Linked DNA regions of Homo sapiens: region 2 is linked to region 1. The links are chromatin loops, found by intact Hi-C in ENCODE. Cell type or tissue: CD4-positive, alpha-beta T cell. All regions are shown on one strand. Links, peaks and the distances in the headings refer to the core of each region. The heading gives the core; the rest is flanking DNA. Region 1 overlaps ARMH4 (armadillo like helical domain containing 4). Region 2 has its middle 89 kb from the start of TMEM260.

Region 1 (2,924 bases), core at 239-2,738:
AAATAAATGTTCTTTTGGATGAATAAGGTGAGTGCAGGCCCCAGAGTCAAGTAAAATATATATATATAATATACGTTATATATATTATATACAATAGTACGGGTAATAATTATAATAAGGAACTTTTGCAATGACAATGATAAAAGAGGCAAGAAAAGTTGTTAATGATTCATCAGAACACATTTCTGCTATCTTTTCAATACATACAATTTTTTTGGTCTCCTGGCTTTACTCATCCAAAAATCAGTATTTGGAACTCTTAATAAATTGAGTTTAGGGTTTTGAAAATATAATTCATGAGTCACTAGAGATAGAGCAAATACCGATAGAATAACTTCATGTTTCTTATCAATATTTCCTTCTTCATTATCTTCTTAAAATGTCCAAGACCTAATGCAATAGCCAGTTCTTTATTGCCAGTCAGGTCATATAACTGGTGCCAAATTGGCTCCCACTTGTGTTTTAGGCTGACTTTGACTTCCTGATAGAAACTGAAGCTTTTTTTTTTAACTCAAACACCCCAGTGAGGAGTAAATGTAGAAATAAGGGAAAGACAGACTGCTTCAACATTTGATTTTATCTTTCATATATCATATGCTAATAAAATAATCAAGAGTATTTGTCAAAGTATTTGACAAGACACTAAGCAGTTTTCAGTATCTCAAGAGAGATATAATGACAGCAATATAAATCATGATTAACCCTTTAGGTATTTCAAATTATCTAAGTAAAATCAGGAGGAAGGATATTCTTTATGCATTTCAAATAGTGCTGACGACAAGGGAGATAAAATGCACCATGACAAGAACCTGTGCGAATGTCGGATGGAGTAAAGGAATCCAGATGCTGTCTTTCTAATTTGTGCCCCATGGGCACCTTTTTACATGCTATTTTATGCAAGAGATCATCTCTGACCCCTCAACTCAGTTTCCCTTGTTGTCTCCTTCTATTTCATCTAGTGCATTTCCTATGATTATACTAATCTTGCTGTACTATAATTTTTTGTATTACCTCTTTAATTGCCTGTCTCCCCACCAGAGAGTAAGCTCCAAAAAGCCAGACTATCACTACTGTTTATCATTGTAAGCCTAAAGCCTAGCAAGTCCCTCACAAGTTGTAGGCACATAGGAAGTATTCGTTGAATGAATGAATGGATAGATGGATTGCAAGGTTTACAGAAGCAACTTTTTTTTCTGAAGAGACTTATTGATTATAAGACGTCACATTTTAAAAGATAAACAATAGTATGTAATGAAGGATTTGGGTTTGGGGTGGGAAAGAAATCTAGATAACTAATTGTAATAGCTACTTTCAATTGTAATAGCTCCTTTCCTTTTCCCTCTAATAGAATCCTTTTGGGCCGGGCACGGTGGCTTATGCCTGTCGTCCCAGCACTTTTGGAGGCGGAGGTGGGTGGATCACCTGAGGTCAGGAGTTCAAGACTAGCCTGGCCAACGTCGTGAAACCCCATCTCTACTAACAACACAAAAAAAATTAGCCGGGTGTGGTGGTGTGCACCTGTAATCCCAGCTACTCAGGAGGTTGAGGCAGGAGAATTGCTTGAACCCAGGAGGCGGAGGTTGCAGCGAGCCGAGATCGCACCACTGCATTCTAGCCTGCGCAACAGAGTGAGACTCCATCTAAAAAAAAAAAAGAATCCTTTTGGCCAGAGCGTTCCTTTTTAGTTGACTGCAGCGACACCTACTGCTGAGTTCAAGGAAGAGCCATCTTTTAATTTGCTGATGGTAGGTGGTGCCTGAGACAAGACCACAGGGTGTTTGGATGTCACCCTGTCATCATGCATAATGATTCTTACAGACAGGTATCCCCATTCCATGGAGAAAATACTTCTGTGTATATTTCATTAACATATCACAGTAAATTAGGGACAGAGCCCTAAATAGCAACTTCTGGCTACAGCGCCCCTCCTTGGGGGCTTGCTCAAATAAGCAGAAGGGACGATATCACATACATTTGCCTCACTAGAGGAAATGCATAGCAAACACAGTTCCTCTTTATCTGAATACCACCTTTATGTCTATATTTGGCTTCATGAAATTCCCACCTCTTTGGGAATTTGCCCCATAAAAATATGGCAACTCCAAGCTAAATAAATGATGAGAAGAAGAAAAGAAACACACCAAAAGCCTAGAGTAGTATAAGGAATCATTCTTATGCCATTTTTAAAAAATAAAAAACTGTTGTTTTTCTAGTGTCCCTTGTTCACTTAAGAAGTCACTCTGTGTTATCCTCATCACTAAAGTCAATCTGCTGGTTATGCTATAAAAAGTATAAAAGATACTAGAGGCTGCTTTGATTGTGATTACACTCAAACATATCCCAAGCTGCTGTCCTCTTTATCAGGTTGTTCTATTACTGAACACCTATTCTGGTGTGGGCACATTCATGTTCACTGACTTTGAGTTCTAAAGTAGTTATTATCCTAACAAGCAATCAACTGTTACTTCCTCTTAAGCTCCTCACTTAATCAGAAAGGATGGGTTTATTTACTTCACTGGGAAAAAAAAATAGTCTTCTAACCTTGCAATCTACTTTTAGACAGACTTTTTTGTTCAACGTATGCTCAGAAGACATAAGATGATGTGACTACTACTAGCTCAATGGAGTTCTTTGTTTAAGCAGATCAAAGAGAAGAGACGTGAGAAATCAAGGAAACCACCCGGAAGCCCTAGACCTGGCCTTTCTGCTCACTATCTGTGCTCTTGGAGCAAGTTATGAACTATCCTGAGCCTCAGTGTCCTCAACAGTAAATGGTAACACTAATAACTCCCTGTTTATCTCAATGCTAGGGTTGTTAGAATTATTAGAGGAACAAACAAGATGTGTGCTAAAACATGTAGTAAACTACAAAAAGGCCATACAAATTTAACAAAGTATCATCTCAAATCCCAAAATTGAATCAT
Region 2 (2,924 bases), core at 332-2,831, 1.6 Mb before region 1:
TTTATTGGCTCATCATCTTTGTTTAACACATTCTTTAAAAAGTTGTTCTGGCCGGGCTCGGTGGCTCATGCCCGTAATCCCAGCACTTTGGGAGGCCGAGGCAGGCAGATCATGAGTCAAGAGATTGAGACCATCCTGGCCAACATGGTGAAAGCCCGTCTCTACTAAAACACACACACACACACACACACACACACACACACACACAAATTAGCTGGGCGTGGTGGTGGGCGCCTGTAGTCCCAGCTACTCGAGAGGCTGAGGCAGGGGAATCACTTCAGCTAGGGAGGGGAGGTTGCAGTGAGCTGAGATTGAGCCACTGCTCTCCAGCCTGGTGACAGAGCGAGACTCCATCTCAAAAAAAAAAAAAAAAGTTGTTCTGTATTTTGTATCCTAATTATGAAGGCCATGACCTGATTTGCTTCCCAAACACAACCCTCAAGCAATATTTCTCATCTTGGTATATATCATTTTCTTCCATTCTGTTAGTCAATTAAAAATCAAGGTGTCATTCTCAAGTCCTCTCTTTCCCTCACTACCTATACCAAGCCATGAACAAATCCCACTGATACTACCTTTAAAACATATCTAAATGTGTCAACCATCTTCATTCCCATCAATGTCATGCTGGGCCGAGCCGCCATCATTTCTCCTGGAGGATTACTATAGCAGCCTCCTCTGTTCTCCACAAAGGATTTGTTCTCCACATAGTAACCAGAGTTTTTAAAGAATGTGAATCAAATAGTGTAATTCCCCTGCTTGATATCTTCAAAGATTATTCTCTTTGGTTTTCCAAGGCCGTGTATGATCTGGCCATCATCTGTCCTTTCCAAACTCATCTTATGCCATTCTCCCATCTACCAAGCTTCAGCAGCTCTGACCATCTTTCTGTTCCTTGAACACCTCTCATTTCTGTCTTAAACTTCTTGCTCTAGCTGTTTCTTCTGCCTAAAATGTTCCTACTCCTGATCTTCGTCTTGGCTAGCTACCTTGGCATTCATATCTAAGGGTAAATATCATCTTCATAGGGAGGACATCCTAGATGGCTCAATCTAAAGTATCTACTCAACCACTGTCTTCCACATAACTCTATTTTAATTCTCTCCAGGGCATATATCACTAAGATTTTTCTTATTTAAGTTTTAATTTTCTGTATCCCCCCATTAGAATATATGCTCCTTGAAGTGAAGACACTGGCTTATCTTCTTTGCTGCTGTACCCGGGCAGAGCCCAGAGCTGTACATGGCACAGAGTAGCTGTTCAATAACCCACTGAATGAATGGAGGCAAATTCATCCTGCATTGGATTTATATCACTATTTATCATATCATGCCGCTAGAGGGCAATACATCACCTAATTAGAATGAGGAAATCAGTGTCCCTTTCTTCCAAAAGGAACTTAATTGATTTTTAAAATTTATATATATGAGGTGTACATATTTCGAGGGTACATGTGATAATTTGATACATTCTTATAATGTGTAAAGATCAAATCAGGGTAATTGGGATATCCATCACTTTAAATATTTATTCTTTATGCTAGGAACATTTGAATTATTCTCTTCTAGCTAGATTCAGGTGTATGATTGAGCTTAATTGATTTTAATCATTAATGTGACAGACATTTATTTAAGAAAAACACTCTGAAAAGGAGCCACTAGCTTTTCAAACCAACCACCAGGCACTGCCCAGGAGAAAGAAGTTTTTTCCAGGGTTATAAGTGGTAAAATAGTTTTAAATAGACTCTGTATTATTCAGGTTAAAAAAAAACTCATATAAAATGAGAAAGCATTCATGTCCATGATATGAAATTGTTTGGGAAGTCAGAAGGAAATTAAACAATGCCTTATTTTATCCATCTTTTACACACATACACAAAAATGTATTTCTTGGCCACTATTCTTATTTTTGCTTTTTAAAGTTCGAACCCTGGACATCTCATGGGAGTAGGGATTCTGAAAGAGATTTTCTTTTTTTTTATTTTTATAATTCCATTTCTTTCCTAAGCTTTTCTTTTAAAGTAAGCAGCATGGTGTGTCTAGGATATGTCATTGAGTGCTAAGACATCCATGTTCCTGCTGACAGGTCTGCCTCGTGGTAAGAACAGCGAGAGTGACTAAGCTCCAGTGATAAGGGCAATGCTGTTTCTTGAGCCTGCTGCAGCACCTGTCATGGGAGGCAGAGAGAGCATGCAAATCCCTCAGGCCCATGTCTGTTCAATGACAAAAGGAAGGAGGATGCACTATTCCCAGTGACCTCAAGATGGCAGTGGAGAAATACTCCAAATGAATTTCCTGAGGTCACCCCCCGATCCAGCGAAGGACCACTGTAATGGTTGGTTAGCTATGAGGACAGTTTCAGCGCCACATCGGGTCAGTTACCATGACAGCTGGAAAGCTCTCCTGGAATCTATGAGTTTCTAGCTGTCCTGTCGCCAGAGATGACAAGTGACTTATAAAGGAAAAGTTTGAGCCTCCCTAGAAAAACCTTAAATTTGTTTTTAATGTTGCTGACATGACTTACTGTGGCAGAAAGGCTTCTCAGTGTGAGTGCCTATGGCCATGGGATCTTGATTGGTCAGATGAGGCTGGGACCTTTGCATTTCCAGGGCTTTGCTGGAGTAGGAGAGTGGCCTCAACTTTTCTCAGCACTTAGGAACAATGAGAATGGTTTAGGGCACCTACCATGGGCTTTGGGGGATGTATTAGTCCGTTCTTGCACTGCTATGGAGAAATACCTGAGACTGGGTAATTTATAAAGAAAATAAGTTTAATTGGCTCATAGTTCCACAAGCTATACAGGAAGCATGGCTAGGGAGGCCTCAGAAGACTCACAATCATGGCAGAAGGGGGAGGGGAAGTAGGCTCTTCTTATGTGGCCAGGAGGAAGGGAGATGTTGGGGGGAGGTGCTACACACTTTAAAA

Evidence for each region. Hi-C counts contacts between places; a loop is a spot of excess contacts. Peaks named below come from ENCODE experiments on the same cell type or tissue, not always from the same donor. Only the 100,000 strongest peaks of a DNase experiment are listed, where the experiment ranks them.
Region 2: it touches region 1 in a loop (6-fold over the local background); 5 of 110 quality-filtered maps call a loop at or near these places.

Annotation. Positions count from the first base shown.
Region 1 is chr14:58,071,079-58,074,002 of GRCh38, forward strand. All of the region lies in intron 5 of ARMH4 (armadillo like helical domain containing 4), which reads right to left. Among named protein-coding and RNA genes, the nearest start is that of ARMH4, 80 kb to the right of the region's middle. RefSeq lists enhancers at 1,533-1,827, 1,559-1,608. In CD4-positive, alpha-beta T cell, for the core only: CTCF peaks have their summits at 1,705 (motif pointing left) and 1,904; a DNase peak (open chromatin) is centred at 1,693.
Region 2 is chr14:56,489,248-56,492,171 of GRCh38, forward strand. No RefSeq gene overlaps it. Among named protein-coding and RNA genes, the nearest start is that of TMEM260, 89 kb to the right of the region's middle. In CD4-positive, alpha-beta T cell, for the core only: CTCF peaks have their summits at 1,362 (motif pointing right), 1,562, 1,763 and 2,262 (motif pointing right); DNase peaks (open chromatin) are centred at 1,334 and 2,244.